Linked DNA regions of Homo sapiens: region 2 is linked to region 1. The links are chromatin contacts, found by Hi-C or POLR2A ChIA-PET in ENCODE. All regions are on one chromosome and are shown on one strand. The core of a region is the stretch at or near the end of the contact, and the rest is flanking DNA. Distances in the headings are between cores, read along the strand shown. Region 1 overlaps FNDC3B (fibronectin type III domain containing 3B). Region 2 overlaps FNDC3B (fibronectin type III domain containing 3B).

Region 1 (7,030 bases), core at 2,711-5,210:
ATTTTGCAATTTGAGCAGAGCTGATATTATATATGGTATTTCTAAGTACTTTTTTTTTTGACTCTGCCAAACTGTTAAGTCATTCTCCATCCATCTATCCATCCATCCACCCATCCATCCATCCTCTTCTCATTTTGACTTCTATTAGTTATTTCCTGAAGCCCGTATATCACTGAGAAAAAGTTAATCTTAAGTGAATAACTTAGGTCAAAATGAGAGGAGAATGAAGAATTAAGTGAATGTAGGCAGAGTCAGAAAAAAAAATAGTGTCTCTCTTTAAAGCATTACTTTTTTTGGTGATGCCTTTGAAGGAAGTGAAATTGGTGTATGATCTAATGCTACAAAACCATATCTTGCTCTCATAGATTTTAAGATTTCTCTTTTGAATGATCCATTGCTGTCCTTTCTTTACACGTATCTTTTCTCCCTATCTTCCTTGTTAAATACATTTTTTCGTTATATACTTTTGAAGCAAGTCTTGATTTTTTTGTATTTTCCCCATTTTTCTTCAAATGTTCCACAGTTCCCTAAAATAAGATAGCATTTTTGTCTTTTTCTACAGTCTATTCTTTGCTGTTTACTTCATCCCCACCCACCGCCACCAAAAATGCCTTCAGAAAGTCCCTACCTTTTCTTGTACATTGTCCTTCTGTTCAGATTCTTGTATCGCTGATACTCTCCCCTGCTACCCATTCTCCTCCCAACAGTTTTCTTTGATAGTGATATCTGCCTTGGAATTTCCACTGTGCCTGTTAAACTCTTTGAGAAGGATAATTCTGTCAACGTTTACTTCTCTTCCCCTTCTAGCCCCAAAGACTGAGGACAGTGTCCTCCTCATGCATTCCTGTGACGAGGAATCTGCACTGAGGTTTCTACTCTTTCCCTTACCAGGATTCTGAATTGTCTGTGACTGTCTGATATGATTGCTGATCTCTTTCCTGTTCTCAGATAGGACACAAGGGGTTCCATTCGGAGTTGGCTCAGGACATTCAGATGCCATTATTTTAGTAATGATCACATGATGTTTTGAGGGCAGCCTGAAAAAAATAGAGTCTCTAACAGAGGAGCTGGGTAAAATCAGAGTAGGACCATCTCTAATGCCTTTTCTAGCTCTCTTACTCTGATTTTGTGAATTTATCCTTAGGGACAGTTTTTCATCAGGATGAGACCCTGCTGTGGTCTGAATGTTTGTGTCTCTCTCCCCTCACCAAATTTATTTATATGTTGAAATCTAACCCCCAAGTTGATGGTGTTAAGAGGTGGGGCCTTTAGGAGACAGTTACATCATGAGGGTGGATCCCTCATGAATGGCATTCACGCCCTTATAAAAGAAGCTTAAGGGCCAGGTGTGGTGGTGCGAATCTATAGTTCCAGCTATATGGAAGGCTGTGGCCGTGAGAAGATTGCTTGAGGCCAGGAGTTTGAGGCTGCAGTGAGTGAATAACCCCTGCACTCCAGCCTGGACAACATAGCAAGACTCTCTCTTAAAATAGATAGATAGATTAGATAGACAGCCTAAGGGAGCCTGATTGCCCCTCCACCATGTGAGGACACAGCAAGAAGGCACCATCTGTGAACCAGGAAAGGAGCCCTCACCAGACATCTGATTTGTTGGTGCCTTGATTTTGGACTTACCAACCCCGAGAACTGTAAGAAATGAATTTCTGTTGTTTGTAATTACCCAGGCTAAGGTATTTTGTTAAAGCAGACCAGATGGACTAAGTCAGCCCCATAATGACCCGTTTTATATTTTTATTTATAATCTATCTGCTGCTTAATTTTGTGATTAGTGGCCAGCTACTGTTTACTCATCTTTTATTCATCTGTAAAACTCTTTTTAACTTGTCTTTGTAAGAAACGGTTGGCTAACAGATGAATTTTCAGGTTGTTCAGTTTTAAAATGTTTTACTTAAAAGGGTAAGACAACTCCCCAATGCAAAGTGTGACTTCAGAGATAACTTTCATTTCTTTGAAATGTAGGAAGTCCATAGCCATTGCTGGCTGACATCTTTCTGCTCAATATGCTCCAGGGGAAGATTATCAAATTTTAGCTTCTGAGCTTTCAAATGGCTCTTATTATCAGTGGCATATTACATGAAACTGGTTTTGGGCTCTTCAAATTTATATTTTTGGCAAAGGTGTTGGGAGATTTGATTTCATTCGTCATCACTGCAGTACCTGGCGCATAGTAGGCTCTCCATTTGGTGTGTTGGATGAATGAAGAAAGTGATTCTGCTAGTCAGTGGGGTTTAAAAACAAGTGTCCACCAACTTAATGGGTCCCCATTGATCCTGAGTTCACCTCTGTTGCCCTGTATATATGTGACCCCATGTTTATTGCAACCTTATGGGCATCTCAGGCACTGCAGAGAACAGCCTCTTAAAATTTCTGGTAGAGGCCTGGTGCGGTGGCTCACGCCTGTAATCCCAGCACTTTGGGAGTCTGAGGCGGACGGATCATGAGGTCAGGAGTTCGAGACCAGCCTGACCAACATGGTGAAACCCCATCTCTACTAAAAATATAAAAATTAGCCGGGCATGGTGGCATGCACCTGTAGTCCCAGCTACTCAGGAGTCTGAGGCAGGAGAATTGCTTGAACCTGGGAGGCGGAGGTTGCAGTGAGCTGAGATCGTGCCACTGCACTCCAGCCTGGGTGACAGAGCTAGACTCCGACTCAAAAGAAAAAAAATTTTTGGTAGACTCCTATGTGCCATTTCTGGAGAACTGAAATAGTAGTGGACATACATAGGATTCATTTTAGTGTAGATATGACTTTTTAGTGAAACTTGAAGTCCTACTTCCTGTGTGTGAAATAGGGTAATAGGATCACACCCGAAGAAATGCCGCCTTGTTCAAAAGTGACAGGATCGCTGTTCAGTTTGGAATATTGGAAAGTGGGCAGGTTTATTTGGAAGCACTTTGTTTTTACTATATGTGTAAAACTCCAGGGAGCATTGAATAGGATATGAGGTGCTCCCTTTGGCTGTGCATTAGCAACGTGGCAGTTACTGATCTGTCATTTACTTTGAAAAGGAATTACAAAGTTTTGGCCTCATGCCTGGAGTAGCTCCAGATGGTCAGAAAAGATTTTTGTACTGAAGTCAGAAAGTATATTGCAGTGATAGAATTGGGCTTGTCATGTTTATATTAGAACACTGGCTTCCCACTTTATTCCTCTGCAAAGTTTTTCTTTCTTTCTTTTTTCCCAGAGAGTGAGGGGAGGAAATTGTTGCTTTAGAGTTATGAGTCTAATATTTGGAATACTGTTGTTCTTGGTGATAATGATGTAGAGGTATGATTATGTGGTTAATGTAGTTACTTTGTCAACCTAAATACCCCTGATTCTTAGTATTTACAAAGGATGCATGAAGGCTTGGAATGTAGAGATACACCAAGACCATTGTAGCTGATGTAGAAATGCAGGTAAGAAGCTTCATTTGGGTTGCGTTTGCTTGTCTGATAACCTGGCTGTTAGCCCACAACTGTTATTTAGTAGCTTACCAAACTTCATCTGTTCTGTCTTCCCATGATTCTGTGGTTGCTAGGGGTAATGATGACGTTTGGGTGTTCAATATGGGTGGGAGGTGGGCCTGGGGAGATGAGCAGTGAGGCGATAATGATACTAACACCAAGTTTTGCCATTTTAGGCATTAGAGCATCTTAAATTCCACATATGATCTTGTGTACCTTCATATCAACCCTGGAAGGGGAACGATGTGATTCCTATTTTCCTGATGAGAAAACTGAGACTTTGGGAGGTAATATCTGCCCAAGGCAATATCTAGGTAACTCCCTTCTGCAGCCTGTTTACATATAGTTTTGGCGAAAATGACTACAATTTCCTGTCCTTTCAGGACAGAGGTGGCTACAGGCTTCAGGAAATAAAGCTCATTTTCCTCTGGGAAACTCAGGACTTGTCTGGGTTGAGCCATTTAGTAAAGCTTGGTCACAAGGCTCAGATTAAGACCTGGATCTACGTGCTGCTGTTCCCAGACTGCTTTCAGTTACTCTTGTGGTTACTGAGTAACTTGGGAGTTAGAAGAACATTAACAAAGTTTTGTGTTTTCGAAGAAAATGCTACACATGGAGAAGTGACACTAAGTTGCATACTTCAGAAAGGAATTTTTATCTGTTTTGAGATTCTGGTCTATACATTGAAAATGAACTAATTTTGATTATTATACTTTTAATTGGTTGCACGAGTGTGTGAACATAGGCAGCTCTTTTGAAGCACTTTTACTGAAAAGTGTAAAAATTTTTGTTGCTGTTGTTCAGTAGCAGACATATACAATACTCTCTTTTTGAGACATACACAATATTCTCTTATTGTGGATTTAGGGGTCTTGTACCAGATCACCCTTTTCTCAGATTGCAGCTCTTCCTCCTTGCTTTATGTAGAGTGGTTTCTAACTTGGTTCTTTCTCCTGTGCAGATATAAGACTTGGTCCGCAGTCTCCTACCCTCACCCAGTCTTCCATGAGCTATCAAAATCCTCCTCTAGGCTTTTATTATTTTGCTTCCTAATTTTGTCCTTTTAAATTTCCACTGTTTAGATATTATTCAGACAGCAGTGGTATTTTTCTGTATATAATGTGGCGCTGTAATTAGTTTGAGTTCTTTTGGGGTTGTGTCTTAAACAGCGAGAATGGCCTGATTGATGTGCTTTTTGAAGTCTTACTACCTTTTTGATGAGAAGGATGAAAGTGGTGTGGAGATGAGTTTGTCTGGCTTACTGTAAATCTGATCTGTGAGGCTTTTCTGCGTTCACTAAGGCACCAGAGTCGGACTCTGCTTTTTTTCTTGTTTGATGTTACTTTATTACACTTATGAATGAAATACTAATGCTGTTATTTTATAGAAGATCATAAAATAAAAGTACACTTTCTTAGTGTTTTATGTTTCTTTAAAAAGATAATTACCGTGAGTCATAGAGCTACAATTACATCAAGAGTTTCCTATACGAAGCAAAGTCTCTGGTGGGTTTTTGGTACAGTCTTTGCACCTGGATCAGTGGAGCAAAATGTCATCACACTTGAAAAAAAAATTACTTAACAGGCCCATTAAGAATCTTCAGAAGTTTGCATCTTGTTAGGGATTTGTGGTCCAAGAGTTAGTACTACAGAACAGGCTCTTTTGTAGACCTAGGGAAACCAGTTTGTTTCTCTGCCACTTAACCTGCAAGACTTATTATAGGTGTTTCCTTCTCCTGTCTGTTTTGAAGAGACTTCCTCTGGGAATTAATGGTAGAATACTTATGACTCCTGAGAGCAGAGAACGTTCAGGCCATCATCATCTTCTCCCTCTGGGCTGTACATGGCCTCCCTGTGTCTCTACTGCCTGTCATACCTCCCCACTCCTCCACCTCAGTCACAGGGCGACTGCCTTGCTTTCGGTCTACCTTTCCCAACTCTTCAGGCTCATCCTGGTGGATCCCATTCTGTAGCCCCTGCTGCTCTTTTCAGGGGATTCTATTTTGTCTTATACACTTTTGTCATTTAGTTACCCACCTATTCCCCCCAGTGGACTCCCATTCTGGGCTCCTGCAGAGGGCTTGTAAGTTCACCTTTATATCCCCAGGGTCAGAGCTGATGCTCTGCCGAGTGAATGGGGAAGCGCCAGAAAGAACAGAAGCTAATGATGGACTGGCTCGACCATGGCTCCCACTTTCAATACTCATCCCTCTGTTTCCTCAGACATTTTACTTGAATTAATTTTGTAGTTCTCCTTCTGAACTGCTGAGCAAGTATTTGGACACTTTGTGAGGAGCCTTTTTTTTTTTTTTTTTTGAGATGGGGTCTCACTCTGTCTCCCAGGCTGGAGTGCAGTGGCACAATCTCGTCTCACTGCAGCCTCCGCCACCCGGGTTCAAGCAATTCTCCTGCCTCAGCCTGCTGAGTGGCTGGGATCACAGGCTTAAGCCACCACGCTCTGGTAATTGTTTGTATTTTTGGAAGAGATGGGGTTCCACCATGTTGGCTAGGCTAGTCTCAAACTCCTGACGTCAGATGATCCACCTGCCTCGGCCTCCCAAAATGCTGGGATTACAGGCATGAGCCACCGTGCCCGGCCAGAGGAGCCCTCATTTATAGCAAGAATAAAAACATTTTGTCAGGAAATTTAATAATAAGCCCAGACTGAGTGCTTGCTATGTGCCAGACACTGTTCTAAATGCTTTACATGCATTTCTTCATTTAATCCTCACAGTGTCCTGAATTAGGTGCTTTATTTTATTATTTCCACTTTGCCAGTGAAGAAGCAGAGGTAGTGAGAGGGTAAGCAACTTGCCTGAAGTTAAAAGCTAGTCAGTTGTGGACTTAGGGTTTGTAGCCAGGCAGTTGTGGTCTTCAGGGAGGGGACATAACATCATTCCCCTCCTGAAACTCCATATTCCTTTGTAAATCTTATTCTGTGTTACATATTTTCCTGTCCTTCATTTAGTTATTTAGGTCAGCTTCTTGTACTTCTGCTGCAAAACGTTGCTGTCAATTTACTTGACCTGGTAACCTCCCGGTGAGTTTCGCCAGGGCTTCCAGTCAATTTAGCAGGTCACTCTAGTACCTGTGGGAGGGTGAGGGCATGGAATCCTCAGGAGAGGGCTCTGCTGTTGGCTGCTGTCTCCACTTGAAGTGGACAGTTTTGAATATCTTAATAAAATCAAATCGGATGTTCTTAGGTATTCATTCATTTTATTTTCCTAAGCAAAATGTTTTGTAAAATGCTGCTTTTACGTGGCTAGAGCCACTAAATATCTCTATTAATACTTTTAGGCAAAGGTTGAGATCTTTGAAGAATTAGTGGGTTTTAAAAATTTACTTATTTTTATTTTTTAATTTTAAGTTCTGGGATACATGTACAGAACGTGTGGGTTTGTTACATAGGTGAATGAGTGGGTTTTTTAAGTTGTTTTTGCGTGCCTTTAGTCTTACTGGTTTGCCTTAGTTTCTCTACTCTCCAGACTGCTGTGCTGACTTTTCATAGCTATCTGACTTTTCAGTCCAGTGCCCTTTTGATGCTCTGGCCAGGTGGCTCT
Region 2 (7,135 bases), core at 456-2,955, 190 kb after region 1:
CCTGGCTACTCATGGGCTCAGACCAGCAGTATCAGTACCATCTAGAAGCTTGTGAGACATGTACCCTTATGACCTGCCCCAGACCTACTGAATACAGGCTGTGTAGGTGGGGCCCACCAATCTATGTTTCATCAGGCACTCCAGGTAATAATAAGCCACAGTAGCATTTGAGAACTGCTGGCTCTTTGAGTGCCAAGCAATTTTTAACCAAGATTTTAAATGGCAGGGGTGGGAAAGCGGCGGGTGGGAGGCATTCAGTTGGAACACTTGGTTTAAGTTGAAGTATGTTCCTTGTACTATCTGTATCATGATAAATATATACTAGTGATGGAAGAGTTCCTTTTGTGTGACTAACATATAGGTAGCAGCTTATGTGAACTCTTCTAGAAGTCATACTGCCATATGGGAAAAATTGGGACAAAGTGGCAAGAATTCCAAATACGGAAGAAAATGAACGTACAGCATACTCTTGGCATTTGACCTTTGGAATTGTTAACAATCCAAAGACTCAGTTGCATTTTAGATCACATTCCACGACATAGACTCACAGGTTCTGGTTATGATACCGAAAGCCAGTGATGAGGGCATTATTCTTGTGCATTTGTCTTTCAGAGTTCGCAGATTGCTTTCTGACTCCAGCAGTGTTCCTTATTACCGGTTCTTTGTATTCTAATTCTTTCTCAGGTGGTCCTCCCTGGCATTTTTTCTCTTACTATTCTTATATTTTGTGATCATTGCTCAGAAACCAGAATCAGACTACAGCTTTACTTCCCCCAAAGCAGCAAGAAAGTGTATTCACAATAACAGTAATTATTCATAATGAGAAGTCACAGCGCACCAAGGTTTGGGATGGCGTTTTTTCCCTCTGGGGGTCTGAGACTGTGGATATTTTTGGGTCCTTGGAGTCTATCCTTTTGCTGAATGGCTTGGGCTCTGGGAGGGCATAGCAGCATCCACCTGCGCAGGGCTGACAGTGGTTTCCTTTGTCTGGAATGACGTGCTTAATGTTAATAAGGTCTGGAATGTTGGGAGTCAAGACAGATTTTCTTTTGGAATCTCTTTGGTCTTGGCTCCCTGTAACAGATAATGCTTGTGCTTTTCTGTTTTCTGATTAAAGTAGGATATTTAGTAGGGCTTTTGCACTTCACAAGTGGCAGATTTCCTCTTTCTCTTGTAAGCTTTTTCTGTCTTGTGAGCACATATCCTAGGCATGCTCAGACGAGGTGTTTTGGAAGGCTGGAGTTGGCAGGGTTCTTCTTTTCCCCCAGAGTATCTGCTTCCCTTACTGCATTTGAACACTGTACTGTTTCTAGATACATTTTTAATATTGCTTTATCTCTCAAGTCTATAGGTGATGATGAATCCTGTGTTTTTTCACCTGTCTATAGCTGCATATAAATTCTGAGTATTGCAAAAATATCAAGAAAACATGAGAAAAGTTAAAAGTGAGCTCAGGTCAGTGGAATTCATCCATCTGGCTGCCAATTACAGTCTGAAAAGTAAAAATAGTCCAAACAAGCCCAAATAACTTTTATTTTTTCAAAGGACAGTGGGGACCCCTGGATTAGAATGCAAGAGACATGAGGCATTCTTCTTGGCAGGAAACTGGACAATTAACATCGCCACTTCCATTTCAAGCGTAGGCTGCCAGATCTCTCTGCTTAGTTATAGAGGCCTCTGAGTGACTCTAGTTAGGGGCCGAGCGCACTTGAACGCCTTGCAACTGTCTATGTGTGGGATGGAGATAGTTCTGGGGACAGAAGCCTGTTTCATAAGGAGCATGCTGCTCATTAACATGCGCTTTCTGACTTGGGCCTTATCCTGCAGGCCCAAGGCTGGAGAAATCAAACTGTGAATAACTACTTTTCTGTAAGACCCCTTTATGATGATTTTTTTCCCTCTTACTGGGATGTTGATTTTACTAGTGCAAAGGCAAATTTACAGCTCAACAAAGAGGAAACCATGGTGGCCCAAATTGTTAATTAGTAGAGTATATAATTGTCTTTATTAAGTTACATCACTTATCCTATCTTTTGCCTTTTGCCCTTTCCCCCTCGTATTTTTGTTGCAATCTGGAATGTTTTAAAGATGTTTACTACATGATTCTTTCAACAGGCAAAATGAGATATTTTTGTCATGTCAAGTTAAGAAGTCTTAACCCATTAAATCATACTTGAAGCTTCACATTTTTCACTTGCATATAAAGACAAAAAGCATGCAAAAATAATTCGTTGAGTTTTCTTTTGAAATGAATGTTCACCAGAAGTTTGAGGTCAGAATTTTGATTAGTTTTTACCATATGTAGTACTGAACTCTGTAAACCCATGTTATTTTCTCTGCCTTTTTGCTTTCTTGGGAACTGATCATGACAGCATTTAGATGACATCAGAACCCATGTTGGTAAAATAAATGTCATCCCAAAGAACCCTTTAAACAGCAGGTATAAGTGATGATATGGTTTGTTTCTGGTATATTTGTAACCTTCAATTTTATTGATTTGAAACTTCTATATGTTATTTCTTTCATTTAGCTAAGTTGAATTCTGAATTTAACTGGGTTAGAGATCGTCATCACAAAAGTGCCATACTCAGAAGCATATTTAAAATATGTACTAGTTGGGACCTTGCAGATCTTGGTTTAGTCTCAATTCAGCCACTTGGGAACTATGTGCCCTTGGGCATGATAGTTCATCTTTCAAGGCTTCATTTCTTTCTTGTATGTAGAAAATAGGGGTAATTAATGGCATCTCTTTCAGAGGACTATCATCAGCTCTTAGTACAATTTCAGACACTAAGTGCTTTAAAAATGTAGTGGTATTGGTGAAGAAAGACCATGAGATTTTTTCCTTGTGAGAACTGCTTTCTGTGGGCCATTTTATTATAACCTCAGCTTGTGAGCATGCCCATCAGAATGCTGTTGGGCAAGGCGTCCTGCAGGCTGGGTCAGTGTTAAGTAATAGTGAATGCCAAGGACTTGAGATAGGGGAGAGTTCAGAGGGGCATCCACTCCCCAAAAAAGGTTCTCGGACTATTGCCAACCCACAAACAACCTGCTGAATTCTGGGCAAGAATAAAATGCAGTCCTCTCTCCGTGCTTTTTCCCTGTCACCTCTCTGGTTGAATTCTCTGTGTGAGCCCACAGAATGGGGTCTGACAGGCCTGCTTGATTCTGTTTGAACCCACTCAGCAAATTAACCACTCTAAGTTACTTTGCTAAAAGGGGGAGATTTCAGGGGACATTAGCTGGAGGCGATGGGCAAACAACAACTTCTCTATATTTATTTTTCTCCCACCCACATTCCTTGCATTAGGGCAATTAGTTAAGCTAGATGGATAAACTAACTGGGTAACCCACTAAATTTCCAAGTCTTTCACAACCTTTCCTTACACCTGGCAACTTGTACACCATGTCTTCCGCATTCTGTGGGCTGCATAGACCTGCCCTGCTACATTGCGGAAGGGGTCAGCACTAGGTTTAAGTAGATCATGGGGGTGGCGAGGCATCATGGAGGCTGACTACCAGGTATGTCGAGGTGGAAACCATTTCTGTTAATACCTTATCTGAAAGAGTCTCAGCATTTGTGATGGAATTTTGGCAAATTTCCTGCTGCTATGTCAACATCGATTTTGTCATTGCTTCTCCTTCTGTGGAATGGAGCTCTAGGATCTTTACATAAACTGCAGTGTCAAGAGGCAGGGTGTTGAACTTCTGGTTTTGTATGATCAGTATTGTAATGTGATAATTATAGTCTATACTACAAATATGTTCATTATTCTTCATGCTTTCTGCCATGGTCAGCTGTGGCTTTTATTTTAAATTTAATTTGCTCAACCAGACACACAGTGTAGCAGACGCTATTACCGTATTTCAGTTTTTGGTGCTGTAGTGAGACTTTGAAATTCTAGGAATTGAGTAGATAACACAAGTGTGATGTGGGAAAGGTCCCTGGGAAACAACAGTGATTCTATTAGGCTGGTGCACAAATAATTGTGGGTTTTGCCATTACTGTTGTACCCACATAATAGCTCAGTGCATGCAATTTACAAAGTAATAAGTGAAATGCTCCCCATAGTTGACTATAACATTTCCTCATTTTTCTCTGAATTTGCTTTTTAAAAAACTCTTCCCCTTGCCATTCCCTTCCCCATTCCAGATTGTAACTGCTTCTTTCCAGCTGCATCAGAAGAAGGGGACTTTCCATGTAGGTGTTATTCTCAGAAAAGGCCAGAAAAGACCAGGTCATGGTGGGGATGATTTGCTCCAAGCATAAAAGAGAATTGTGATGGTTCAGGAAGACTGGAAAATAACGAGACTGGAAAGAAATGAGAAGGGCTTCAGAGGAATGGCACATTGAAATAAAAGGAAGTGGTAAGAACAGGAAAACAAGTGGAATGAAAGGAGCACACAGTGGGCAGGGATGATTGGATAGACTGTGGAATAAAGATAATTTGGGAAAAAAATGGGCAGAAAATAAGAGAGGTTTCATGGTTCCATTATTGTATATTCTATTCCTCCTACTAGGTTAACATTTCCCAGAGGGGTTGGGTGGAGACGGGGAAAGCCTTTTTGCCCTGTTGTGGTCCATGTGCCCTTCTGCTGGCAGATCCACTTGGAACAAATCTCCATGTGAATACATCTCCTACTCTTTTCCTATTTGGAGTTTCCTGATGCTTTTGTCTACCTCTTGTGCTGGATTAGAGCATCCACTGCCAGCATGCATTAATGTGATAAACAAAATAAAAGTGAAGTCTTAAGTAGAACTTTGCAAGGAGTAGCAGTACACTATACGGAGGTATTAGGTTTTTTTGAATATGACTTGAAGTTGTTAAAATGATATTTTAGAGTTTTGATGTGCTTAAAAACTGGAAATTGAGAATTTTTTTTTTTATTTTTTGTTTTAAGTTAAAAATTAAGCACAAGATGCCAGGCATGGGAGGATCACTTTGTGAGGCCAAGGCGAGAGGATTGCTTGAGCCCAGGAGTTCAAGACCAGCCTGGACAGCATAGCAAGACCCCATCTCTGACAAAAAAAATTAGCTGGATGTGGTGGGCATGCCTGTAATCCCAGCTACTTGGGAAGCTGAGATGGGAGCATTGTTTGAAGCCAGGAGGTCAAAACTGCAGTGAGTGTTGATCATGCCACTGCCCTTTCGCCTAGATGACAGAGTGAGACCGACTCAAAAAAAAAAAAAAAAAAAAAAAAAAAAGCACTAGAAAGTTGGGAGAGAGGGCAGCACTTTTCCTTTATTGCTGGGTTAGTATGCCTTTGTCAAAAGCAGCTTGTTTTAAATGAAGATGTCATGCTTATTTCAAGTCCTCTTAAAACCAAATTCACTCTCATATCCCCTTGGTATGTAATAAAAAGCAATATATATAAATATATATATATATATATGGCATTTCTGTGAAATAATCAACTCTTGCTTTCTAGACTTATTAGAATTACCTCATGAAAGCAACATGAGGAAGTGAGTGGGAAGAACTAGGTCTACAACAGTTAAAAATTTTTTTTCATAAATGCATTTATTACTGCTTCTCTTAATTCACATGGTGAACTTCCATTGACCTTTTTTCCTTTTTATTTGAAAAGACACAAATTATTGTATGGAACAGTACGATCTTTCAAACCAGGAGGGATGGAGAAACTGCCATATTTTAGGTTCACTGAGTTCCTCAAAACTATTTAAGTGTCTTGCCAAGCACATTTTTAAAAAATTCATATTTAGTCTTTCAGGAAGATTTATCTTTTGTTGGAATGTTGCTCCAAGGAACTCTGTAATATACCAGCATCTCTTGAAAGCTTTGTTAAAAATGATGTGTTACTTAAGTGAAAAATGGTTATGGGTGCCTTAATTATTCAGCTATCAAGTGTTTTTTTTTTTTTTTTTTTTTTTTTGACACACTGACAGCATTCGTATTATTTACTACTTACACTATCATCCATGGGAAGATGGCTCCAATGTACTTGTAGACAGTTTTCAATTTGAAAACTATATCTTCATTTCATTGAAGAATTTCATGTCTGGGAAGTACTATTCCCTATAGAGTTTAATCTCTGGGTATAGTGGTCTCAACATCATCTACAACATTACGCATGAGGACTGTTTAGAGTAAGTTAGGTAAGTTGCTATTGCATTAGCATTCCTCTGAAGAAAGATGATCTTTTAGGTAGTAAACATACATGCATCATAGAATCAGTAGGATTTCCTGATCTGCCTGACTCTGCAGTGCTTCCATGCCTGTTTTCTGTGTCATTTCTTCATTTTCTTTTCTTTTATGGGTTGGGGGAGAGACAGGGTCTTGCTCTGTTACCCAGGCTGGAGTGCAGTGGCGCTATCACAGCTCACTGCAGCCTCAACCTCCTTGGCTCAAACAATCCTCCTGTCTCAGACTTCTGAGCAGCTGGAACTACAGACATGTGCCACCCCACCTGGCTAATTCTTTTTATTTATTTTATTTTTTGTAGATACAGGGTCTCACTTTGTTGCCCAGGTGGTCTCGAACTCCTTGGGCTCAAGTGATTCTCCCGCCTCGGCCTACCAAAGGGCTGAGATTACAGGCGTGAGTCACCACGCCCAGCCCTGCATCATTTCTTTTAAATAATGTCAAGGACAGCAGGTTCTATGGCCCTGCTACCCATAGTTGGAATGAGAGATACAGTAATCATCTAAATCTTAGCCTTTATAGTTAAGATTTCAGAACTTGGTTTTCTGAACTGAATAATCTGTGGGATGTTTGTACCCAGAAATTAGGATTCTCATTCATCTCTTTTTCTTCTATTTTATATGTTTGTTTCTTGCATTTTTAGATTCTATGAATTCTCTACCCCTCTCTCCTGTTCTGTATATCTGGCTTCCAAGACTTGCCATATTTATCATCAGTAATACTATAAATGGACTTTTAAAATTCAACACTTTCATTCATTCATGTACTGCTGAGGTATTTTTTATTTTATTTTGCATTTTGAACTGGGTAAGGAAATAGAAAATGATAACGATACATGAGAAGGATGTTTTTAATACTAGATTGTTGTCATAGCTGTCAACCTATTTACTTTTGAAGAAGAAAGTTTCAATAATTGCTCTTATTTTAAGACTATGTTACAAGCTCATTGAGTGCATCCAAGGAAAAGGAA

What was found. Hi-C counts contacts between places; a loop is a spot of excess contacts on that map. ChIA-PET counts read pairs that join two places held with the same protein, here RNA polymerase II (POLR2A). Pooled maps may share reads with other maps.
Region 2: a map of Calu3 shows a loop between it and region 1 (2.4-fold over the local background). The contact joins two enhancer-like sites. A Hi-C loop is called at or near these places in 2 of 168 maps with a recorded cell type or tissue (Calu3 and GM12878), 1 of 37 single-sample maps with no recorded cell type and 4 of 50 pooled maps. POLR2A ChIA-PET finds 5 or more read pairs at or near these places in 1 of 52 experiments (activated T-cell).

Annotation. Positions count from the first base shown.
Region 1 is chr3:172,062,656-172,069,685 of GRCh38, forward strand. All of the region lies in intron 1 of FNDC3B (fibronectin type III domain containing 3B), which reads left to right. Among named protein-coding and RNA genes, the nearest start is that of FNDC3B, 27 kb to the left of the region's middle. Within about 2 kb of position 3,961, at least 5 of the 41 ENCODE cell types and tissues checked have a DNase peak (open chromatin) inside an H3K27ac peak, as active enhancers do.
Region 2 is chr3:172,257,716-172,264,850 of GRCh38, forward strand. All of the region lies in intron 6 of FNDC3B (fibronectin type III domain containing 3B), which reads left to right. Among named protein-coding and RNA genes, the nearest start is that of GHSR, 190 kb to the right of the region's middle. Within about 2 kb of position 1,706, at least 14 of the 41 ENCODE cell types and tissues checked have a DNase peak (open chromatin) inside an H3K27ac peak, as active enhancers do.